2 separate regions of the Homo sapiens genome follow, and region 1 is linked to region 2. A link is an interaction called in ENCODE POLR2A ChIA-PET data of the cell type or tissue named here. Cell type or tissue: endothelial cell of umbilical vein. All regions are shown on one strand. Each heading gives the region's core, and the rest is flanking DNA. Links, peaks and the distances in the headings are about the cores only.

The links. ChIA-PET counts read pairs that join two places held together with the same protein. Peaks named below come from ENCODE experiments on the same cell type or tissue, not always from the same donor. Only the 100,000 strongest peaks of a DNase experiment are listed, where the experiment ranks them.
Region 1: POLR2A ChIA-PET joins it to region 2 with 5 read pairs; 4 of 35 experiments call an interaction of 5 or more read pairs at or near these places.

What each region holds. Positions count from the first base shown.
Region 1 is chr3:4,440,588-4,445,969 of GRCh38, reverse strand. All of the region lies in intron 3 of SUMF1 (sulfatase modifying factor 1), which reads left to right. Among named protein-coding and RNA genes, the nearest start is that of SUMF1, 24 kb to the left of the region's middle. In endothelial cell of umbilical vein, for the core only: no CTCF peak of the experiment used is centred there; no DNase peak of the experiment used is centred there.
Region 2 is chr3:4,532,028-4,537,409 of GRCh38, reverse strand. All of the region lies in intron 4 of ITPR1 (inositol 1,4,5-trisphosphate receptor type 1), which reads right to left. Among named protein-coding and RNA genes, the nearest start is that of ITPR1, 41 kb to the right of the region's middle. RefSeq lists an enhancer at 3,311-3,605. In endothelial cell of umbilical vein, for the core only: no CTCF peak of the experiment used is centred there; a DNase peak (open chromatin) is centred at 3,389.

The sequences.
Region 1 (5,382 bases), core at 326-5,325, 91 kb after region 2:
AGAGTATTTTTTGATTAAATATTTCATCTTAAGATAATTATATGTTCTCATGCAGTGTAAGAAATAATACAGAGAGATCTGGTGTACCTTTCACCCAGTTTCCTCCAATGGTACCATCTTATATAACTATAGTACGGTTTCACAGCTGGAAAATTGAGCATTCATATGACCCACTTGTTTTTGTCTGATTTCACCAGTTTTATATTATTCATTTGTGTGTCTGTGTATATATTTAGTTCTGTACAATTTTGCCACAAATGTAGATTTGTGTAATCACTGGATTTAAAAAAGTCTTCATGAACTCATGGATTTAAATATATTTTATGGCCAGGCATGGTGGCTCATGCCCACAATCCCAGCACTTTGGGAAGCCGAAGCAGGATGTTCACCTGAGGCCAGGAGTTCAAGACCAGCCTGGGCAAGAGAGAGAGAGAGAGACCCCATCTCTACAAAAAATACAAAAAATTAGCCAGGTATGGTAGCATGTGTTCATAGTCCTAGCTACTTAGGAGACTGAGGTGGGAGGATCACTTGAGCCCAGGAGTTCGAGGTTTCAGTGAGCTGTGATGGCACCATTGTACTCCAGGCTGGGTGACAGAGTGAGACCCTGTCTCTGGGGAGAAAACAAAACAAAACAAAAACAAGCCATATTTTATTTTACACTGAAACCATGATCCCTTTTGAAGGTTTGGGCATATCTTTTTTTCCAACAGCTTTATTGAGATGTAATTTACATACCATAGGTTTTACCATACTAAGTGTATAATTCCATATTTTTTATATAGTCCAGTTTCACAACTAGAAAGCTGACCATTGATACAACTCACTTATTTTGGGGTTGTATCAAAAATTTATCTATATCATTACAATCTAATTTTAGAACATATCTATCAGCCCTAAAAGAAACCACATGCCCATTTGTGGTCATTACCGATTCCCATCCCCAGCTTTAAGCAACTGTCCTGAGTCCTAGCAGTGCTTCAGTCCTAGTAGTCCTTCATGGCTTCATGGCTTCATAGCTTTGCTTTTTGTGAGGCCAAGATCTGCTCCCTCCCCTACCCCTCATCCTTAAAGCCATTTCTTTAAGAAGCTCTAGTATCTTGTAGTAGAAAACAGTATTTCGAGGACCCTGTCTAGGCCCTGGGTATGCTCATTGCTATTAGGTTGGTCATTGTTTCTAGGCCTCTGCAGTGGACAGACTGAGATAAAATGCCAAAATGAGTATACACTGATACTTCCATTTTGTGATTTTTAGTTTAACCTGTTCTGTATTACATCTATCTCCTTTCTTCCACAGCAGGAATACTGGTTTTCAAGGACACAGGGGATGATAGACTAGTCTATAATCACGCATTTATTTTATCCCAGGTTACATACACAGTGGTCTCAATAATACTAATGCTACCATCCCCAGTGTAATTACTGAGAATAGGTTTTTAAAACTCCCAAACATTTATATATGCTTTTCCTGTTTCTCCCCTAGTTTTAAAATACTGTACTATTTCTGTATTATTGAAACATATGTCCATTATAGAGAGTACTCTTTCCATTTTAGCTCTCAACTAATCTCAGTTCTACAAGTGACTATACATGTTTAATACTCTCTGTGATCATGTCTCTCTAGTCATTTGAATTGATCAAGCTCATTCTCAACTAGATTCTTCAGGAAGTGGCCATGGGAACAATATGCCCTGAGTTTTTGCCCGTTGATAACAGTTTGTTAGTGCTCTTTATACTTTAAAGTCAACTTTTCTGGATATGAAATCTTTGGTTCACATTTATTTTTCTTGAGTAGCTCACATACTTTATTTTTTTTCTTTTGGAATAAAGCATTGCTATTGAAAAGCCTGATGGTAATCTGATTTTTTTCCCTTGAAAATTAGTTGTTTTTGCCTGAATACCCAACGATTTTCCTTTTTCTTGTTCTTTAGTATCCAGTGATTTCACTAGACTGTGTGTTGGTGTTTGTCATTGGGTCAGTATTCTCAGGTATGGGGTAGAAGCTTTCAATATCTAGTTTCACAATTTTTTTTTAAACTTCAGGAAATTTTTCTGTTATACTTTTTACTATTTTGTGTGTCCTTTTGTTTTATTCTTTAGGAACTTCTTATATCTTTCTTTACATAATTCTTTTTACCCATTTTCAGTGTTTATCACTTTCTTTTTAATCATTTTTTTCTCTCTCTTTTTTCTTTTTCTTTTTTTGAGAAGGGGTCTTGCTGTGTCACACTGGCTGGAGTGCAGTGGCACGATCTTGGCTCACTGCAGCCTTGACTTCCTGGGCTGAAGTGATGCTCCCACCTCAGCCACCCAAGTAGTGGGGACAACAGGCACATGCCACCACACCTGGCTAATTGTTTTGATTTTTAGTAGAGATGATGTCTCACTATTTTGCCCAGGCTGGTCTCAAACTCCTGGGCTCAAGCAATCCTTCCACCTCAGCCTCCCAAAGTGCTGATATTACGTGCATCAGCCACCATGCCTGGCCTCTTCTTTTTATTTTAATTTTTTCTTCTCTTTTGTCTTCTGTGTCTTTTAATTATCTGTTTATTTCTGAAATGACTTTTTATTTTATTTCTAGTTGCTACTTGACTTCTCTACCTCATCTGAGTTTGTGGATTCTGATTTATTTTGTTCTCTCTTGCATCATTTTCTTCATGCCATTTACCTCATTTTTTAAATTTTTATTTTTTGAGACAGAGTCTGGCTCTGTCACCAAGGCTAGAGTGCGGTGTGCAATCTTGGCTCACTGTACCCTCCACCTACTGGGCTCAAGCAATTCTCCTGCCCCATCCTCCTGAGTAGCTGGGATTACAGGGGCCCGCCACCACGCCCGGCTAATGTTTTGTATTTTTTAACAGAGACAGGGTTTTGTCATGTTGCTCAGACTGGTCTCGATCTCCTGAGTTCAGGTGATCCATCTGCCTTGGCCTCCCAAAGTGCTAGGATTACAGACATGAGCCACCATGCCCGGCCTACCTCATTTTAAAACACCATGTTGTGATTTTTTTTTTTTTTTGAGCATTTCTTCCTGACTGCATTTGTTATTCATAAGGATGTTGTTCTGCTGCTTCTTCTCTTACTTCTTATAGAAATTTGGATTGCATTTGAGCTTGAGTCTTTTCTGTTGCTCATTTGCATTTGAACTCAGTTTTTCTGAACTTTTAGAAAGAGACATGGTTCAGGGTAGCTTTGTAACTTCACTGAACTCCCTCTTAGTTGTTCTCAACATAGTGTTTAAACGATGGCCTCCTGTCTTCTGAGATGTCCTGGATTTCTTCCCCTCCTCCACTACTTCTCTTTCCTTTTTCTCTCTCTTTTTTTTTTTTTTCCTTTTTCTCTCTTGTCCCTCTATTTCAGGAGTTTGGTTTTGTCTCTTGAGATTTCTCCTTGGTGTGAGGCTCTATTCTGGAAGGGAACCCTGGCAGGTCAGTTTCAAGAGTTCATGGTGGGGAGGCCGAGGCGGGCGGATCACGAGGTCAGGAGATCGAGACCATCCCGGCTAAAACGGTGAAACCCCGTCTCTACTAAAAATACAAAAAAAAAATTAGCCGGGCGTGGTGTTGGGCGCCTGTAGTCCCAGCTACTCGGGAGGCTGAGGCAGGAGAATGGCGTGAACCCGGGAGGCGGAGCTTGCAGTGAGCCGAGATCGCGCCACCGCACTCCAGCCTGGGCGACAGAGCGAGACTCCGTCTCAAAAAAAAAAAAAAAAGAGTTCATGGTGCACAACTGTTTGAGTGCCTTCACACGTTCTTACCATGGGCCCCTTAAACCTACTCCTTATTGGAGTGGGCAAAATTCCTTCCAGTGTGAGCTACTGTTGTCAAACTGTCCCTCCATGCTTTCCAGTAATGCCTGTTGGCTCTTTTGGGATTTTCCTTTTCACAGGTCTGATTTCCTGTTGCTTTCTTTTCTTTCTCCTGCCCAACCACTGCCCAGCCACAGACACCATGCAGGTTGTATGGCCGTTGGCGGTTTTTCTTCACCTGTTTGCGTTCTGGGTTTGGTGAGGATACTTTGTCACATGGATTTGCTGTGCACATTGTTCCTGGGTTTTGGGTATTGCTCTCTAGTTGTTCTGTCTGGTTTTATACGTAGAGAGGCGAGATTCAAAAGCTTTGCTGATGCTGTTGCCATCTCAGCTAGTTTTCTTTTTATGTAGTTTTGAGGTAAAACATTGAGCTAGCTTTCAGAGTTTGTGTGTAAAAATATCTTAAACTGGTGAATTTAATGGTTTAAAACAGAGTATTATTATCGAAGTAATAATCATGAATTAATCATGAATTACTCATGATTATTATTTGGACGTTTAATTTGAGACAAGAATCTTAAAAGGTATAGATATTAAGTCCCAGAAGGGATTAAGGCAAGTTTTGCTATTGTAGCAGTGTTTGTTTTTTGGGGGGATATTATACTACAGATCAGCAGTCCCCAACCTTTTTGGCACAAGGGACTGGTTTTGTGGAAGACAGTTTTTCCTCGGATGTGGGGCAGGGGAGGGGATGGTTTTGGGATGTTTGAAGCAAATTATATTTATTGTGTACTTTATTTATATTATTATTACATTGCAATATATAATGAAATAATGATACAACTCACCATAATGTAGAATCAGTGGGAGCCCAGAGCTTGTTTTCTTGCAACTATGCAGTCCCATCTGGGGGTGATGGGAGACAGTGAGAGATCATCAGGCATTAGATTCTTACAAGGAGCCAGCAACCCAGATCCCTCACATGAGCTCTTCACAACAGGATTCACACTCCTATGAGGATCTAATGCCGCTACTGATCTGACAGGAGGCAGAGCTCAGGTGGTAACGCAAACAACGAGGAGCGGGCTGTAAATACAGATGAAGCTTTGCTTGCTCGCCTGCCACTCACCTCCTGCTGTTTGGCCCGGTTCCCAATAGGCCACAGACCAGTACTGGTTTGTGGTCCAGGGGTTGGGGACCCTTGCTATAGATAACCCTCCTTTCTTGAAAAAAAGGATAGTATTTAAGATATACTTCCAGTATTTAAGATAAAGACTGTTTTGATTTCATAATTGTGTTATTAATATGACTCGTAAAACTTTGACACAAGGGATAGCCATAGGCTGGGTAGAAAACAGTTGCTGTTGGTGGGAGCTTGAGGAACAAGGATTCTCTCTTCATTTGTAGCTTGGCACTTTCTGGATCAACAGTTTAAGGAAACAAATTCCTGACTAAGTATCCTTGACAAATGAGAGGAGTAGGCTATTTTAAGTTCTTTCAACTGAAAGTCACTTTCATTGAAGGATGAGAATTACCAAGCATCTTTTTTCCCCCTGCAGTAAAAACTAATTTCTAGGCAGTCATATCCTGCCCAAGTGGTGCTGGGTGCTTTGTTATTTGGATGACACTGG
Region 2 (5,382 bases), core at 315-5,314:
CAAGGAGACTATAGATTTGAAAACTTAGATGACATGGGTAAATTTCTAGAAGAACAGAGCTTACAATATTTACCCAGGAAGAAACAGCCCTTTAAAGACATAAGGAATGTGAATCAGTAGTTAATTTTGACATAAAGAAAACAGATGGCTGGGATGACTTTACTCACGTGTTCTACCAAACTGTCAAGGAACAGATAATTCCAATATTACACAAACTCCCCTAGAGAATAAAAAAAGGAAACACTCCACAACTCATTTTCAGTGTGGTATAACCTTGATATCAAAACCCGAAGAGGACAGGACAAGAAACCAAGGTGAAAGATGCACAGAAAGAAGACACAAGATATGGACGTAGGCTGCTGACAGTACTCAAATGCCTGAATCTGTGTTTTCCTGAGCCCCTGCTGCACTCCTGTCCTTCATGCAATTCAGCTGTTCGTCTGGGATTGACCCCAAAAAATCCCCCTTTTGTTTAGGTTAGTTTAAGCTATCATCCAAAATCAAGAGTCTAGTTCACCATTCCAACAACCAACCTGACACATCTAACCTCTTCAATGGTATTTGCTAAATATCAACTCAATTATCCATATTCATGGAAGGGCCTGTGGATATTTGGGTAATGAAAGCCAGGTCAACTAGAAGTAATTTAAAATGCATGCTGTCACTTTTCCAGCAAGCTCTCTTACTGCATTTTTCGTAAGCTATTATTAACATGAATTCAAATTATTTGGGCACAGTGATCTGATGGCATAGATAAAAACAATGAACATCAGGGGACTAAAAGCTCATCTGGGATTCAACATTCTCCAAGAATAATCCACAAAGTAGTTCTCACTCATCTCTCTTCATAAAATTGCAAATTCCTTAAGGGCAGGGAGCATTTCTATTCATTCAGGTAGGTGACCTTGTAAATAGTCAAGAAGCTTGCACAATCCAATGACCTTTGAGGCTGTGTTTCTAAGAGTCTTGCCAAGGACATATTTTCCATTGCAATAGTTGAGATGCCACTACAGAAACATGCAAAATGGTAAAAACGTCAAACAAAAACATTTGTATTCCCTTAAATATACCTCACCCTTCCAATTCTATTAGATAGTTATCTTAAAGTCCAATTAAAAAGCTGAAATCATAAAACTGAAATTAAGAAAATGTATCAATATGTAATTGACAAAGAGATACAACAATAGAAGTTCAAGAAAACCCAGAGCAATGTTTCCAATCAGTGATAAACCTGGCAAACGACTGAACTCCAGTTGCACCTCTGCAGCCTCCAGGGCAGGTGATAATAAAATCAGAGAAGAGTGTCAATGAAGGACCAGAAACCTCTTTGTCCTGAAATTACAAAATCTGGAAGCCACTTCATTCCAGAAATGGTACCACAGCTTTCTAAGTTCACACAATATTGATGACATTTCCAGCCACTATCAGAAACATGAGCTACTGCTGGGGCTCTTGATAAGTAGATGAAAAGAGATGTCAAATTTTACATAATCTTCATACAGATTATTGCTTATGGCCTGTGGAGTTGGGGGAGGCAGATATAGCTGTACTCAGAACTAGGAGACGTTGGCCCCACTTAATCACACATTAGGCATTCAAAGGAACAAGAGTCTAGAAATTAGTTGCTTTAAAATGCCCAGATTTTGGAGAGAAAATAACTTTCCTGGCTGGGCGAGGTGACTCACACCTCTAATCCCAGCACTTTGGGAGGCCGAGGCGGGTGGATCACAAGGTCAGGAGATTGAGACCATCCTGGCTAACACAGTGAAACCCCGTCTCTACTAAATATACAAAAAAAAATTAGCCGGGCGTGGTGGCAGGCACCTGTAGTCCCAGCTACTCGGGAGGCTGAGGCAGGAGAATGGTGTGAACCCAGGAGGCGGAGCTTGGAGTGAGCCGAGATTGCGCCACTGCACTCCAGCCTGGGCAACAGAGCAAGACTCCGTCTCAAAAAAAAAAAAAAAAAATTAAAAAAAAAAAAAAGAAAATAATTTTCCTTCACATAAAGTCATCTAGCAGATCACCAACAAGTGTCCTTATCAGAATCCTAGCCCAACATCATTTTCACATCTTGCCTTGTTAGTTTGTACCCTGTAGGGGACAACTGGAAATAATGCTGAATGTTTTATTTTGCTCTCTCAGCAAGCTGTATAAATTCATTCCTGACAGATCTGAAAATAAAACCAATACTAACATTTTTAAAAGAAGTAAAGTTCTTGTAGCTTGCAAGAGACCAGTAAAGGAGCACTGTGGGTTTCCTCCCTCCCCCCGCCCAGATCAAGGGACTGCATTCCCCTGGGCTTTTATATCCTTGTATAATATTTAATTAAATACTCTGTTCCTACTGGTTTATGTACTAGAGAACACTAATTTTAGAAAACCGATTAGCTGGTTCTTTCTAACTGTATGTTATTGTAGCTAAGGTCAAATTTTTCACTGAAACTATGGTAACAAAACCCCGTATTCTTTGTCGACAAGACCGAAGCAAAGTTCTCAAGTGATAGTCCTTCACTTGATTGCTAAACCTAAGTTGGGTTATTCTATTTCCTACCTTTACCTCAAATGCCACGATTCTGGGAATGGTTATAGGGGGAGGAGAGGACCTTAGTCACAGAAATTTGCTAGCATAAGTCCAAGCGAGCTTATATATAAGTGTCATCACTGATAACATTTTTAGACACATATAATTTTAGCAGCACAAAACATCCAGACATTTCAGAAGCACCCAAATTGGAACTCAAATGTACCCGGAAAAATACCAGACGAAGAAAGGAACTTTTAAATCTCAGTTAGAGGAATAATTGCCCAACTTATTTTCTCAATTATTGCAACTGCTCAAGTTGGAGTTTTTCTACACTGACCTCCAGCTATTGTTTTGGAAAGGAAAACACGTGGGTTCTTTGAAAAGATGTATTCTTTTCTTCACACCTATAGCCCCTCTCCACTTATCTCTCCCAAATCAGTGCCAATGAGAATAAGCACAATTTTTGCCTCCTGTAAGAGCCAGGCTGACCACTCACCTTGGGGAGAGATGCCTCCACCTTGGCCAATAATATAGAAGTAGCCGCCACCGGGGGAGCTAAACAATGGGTACACATGGACATAATAGAGGGGAATAATAAACACTGGAGGTTCCAAAAGGTGTGGGGGTGGTACGGGTTGAAAAATTACCCATTGGGTACAATGTTCACTACCGGGGCCATGGGTACACTAAAAGACCAAAGTTCACCACTACACAATACATCCAAGTAACAAAACTGCACTTGTATCCCCTAAATCTATTAAAAGAGAAAAAGAAGTAGCCTCTGGACATTCCTTCTGCAAATGCAACTGTCCTCAAAGCCCGGGAGAGAATGCCACTTGGCAGGCTGGCTGGCAGAAACCTCTCTAAACATGCAAGGAGCACGTTGGGGGCAGGGAAGGGCAGCTTTTGGGAAAGAGCAGATTGGCAATAACTTCCTCCTGTCTGTCAAGAGTCACTGGAATGCCTGCTGTTTGGGGTAAGATAAACACAACTTCCTCTCTGGCTAGGCTTGTAATTCTATACAGAAGGCAGGATTACCATCTCGAGCAAACGACCCGTCAGTAACTGAGGCTCTGATCAAGGCTCGTGCGAGGAGAGAAAAGCCCTGATGGCTTCTTTTCTAATAGCCCCAAGCTCTGTCATAGCTGGTTACCAGGCCCACTCAATAAAATCTAAAAAATTCAGGAAGGCTAAAGTCTGCCTGGCTATGGATTCCTTTGTATACTCCACTGGCTGAGTTTTTAAAACGGACATATCGATGTTTTACAAGATGGCAAAGGCCATGTTTGAGCTTCCTAAGAGATGTCCCGAAAGCTGCTAATTGCAAATTCAGTCACAATAGCCACTCTTCACTGAGTGCTGAGGCTGTATTGCAGGTATTTACTGTGTTACACATGCACCAAATCATCCTCACACAAGCCTATCAGCTCCACAGTGTTATTCACCATGGCAGCCAGGTGGGGAAACTAAGGCATAGACAGGTTAAATGACTTGCCTGTGGTCATATAACTAGTAAGAGCAGGGCAGGGACTTGAACCCATGACTGACTCCAGAGCCTGTGCTCCTAACCACCACGCTGTAGTGTCTCCCCAGGACATCTTACCCACTCATTATGACCGGATTCGGCAAGCCTTGACTTAGAAAGCTATTGTTTTTTTCTATTTGTTCATTTTTTCAAACATTCAATAATGCCATCTTTCCACTAATGTTCTCTTACCAATTGGATTGAACCCATTCAGTTTCCAGAGAGTTTCTTGTCTACAGTGCATCTGTGCTCTCCCCAGCTGTTTATTGACCCAACGCTCCCAACCATAGGGCTTCCACAGGAAGCAAAAACAGAAAGAACAGCTGGGTCCTTCGGTGGGAAAACACACACAGTCAAATGGAATCATCCATCTAACCTCTGTCCCAGAGCAGAAATTCCCTCTGCAAAATCCCCGACAGATGGTCAGCCCTCTTTGAATCGGGGGAAACTCAGTAATTTGAAGCAGGCCTCTTCTTTGAGTAACTGCTCAGCACTAATAGTCAGAATTAAGTTCTTTTAAGCCTCATATTCTACCTCTGGGCACTTTGATCCACTAGCCCTCATTCTCTATTGCTCTGGGCTCAGAACATCTGTCTTCTATAGGACAGCCATAAAATAAGGGAAGATAACAGTCAGTGGCTCCCGAGAGCCTTGCAGGAGCATGACAACTTGTTAGAAATGTAGAATCTCGGCAGGGTGCCGTGGCTCATGCCTGTAATCCCGATACTTTTGGAGGACAAAGTGGGAGGATCAGTTGAGCCCAGGAGTTTAAGACCAGCCTGGGCAACGTGGCGAAACCCCGTCTCTACAAAAAATACAAAAATTAGCTGGGTGTGGTGACACACGCCTGTAATCCCAGCTACTCAGGATTAGGAGGCTGAGGGGGGAAGATCACTTAAGCCTGGGAAGTCAAGGCTGCGGTGGGCCTTGATTGCATCACTGCTCTCCAGCCTGAGCTACAGAGCAAGACCCTATCTCAAAAAATAAAAATAAAATAAATAAAAAAGAAATGTAGAATCTCAGGTCTCACTTCAGACTACCTAATTAGAATCTACACTTTAACAAGATTCCAGGTGGTTCCTATACGCAGTCAGATCTCAGAAGCAATGCCTTAGAGGTCTCTCTTCATTCATTCCACAAACATTTTAGTTCCTAATATAGTCCAGAACCTGTGCAAAGCCTTAGGGAGACAGGCATGGTTTCTGTCCTCACAGTTAATGCAATAGGGGGGAAGGGCTAAGTCAAAACCATCAAGTTAAAAGTCAAAACCAAAAATTAGCAGTGTTATGGCATTTAATATGGACCAGGTAGTCCCGTAAGTGCTTTACACAGA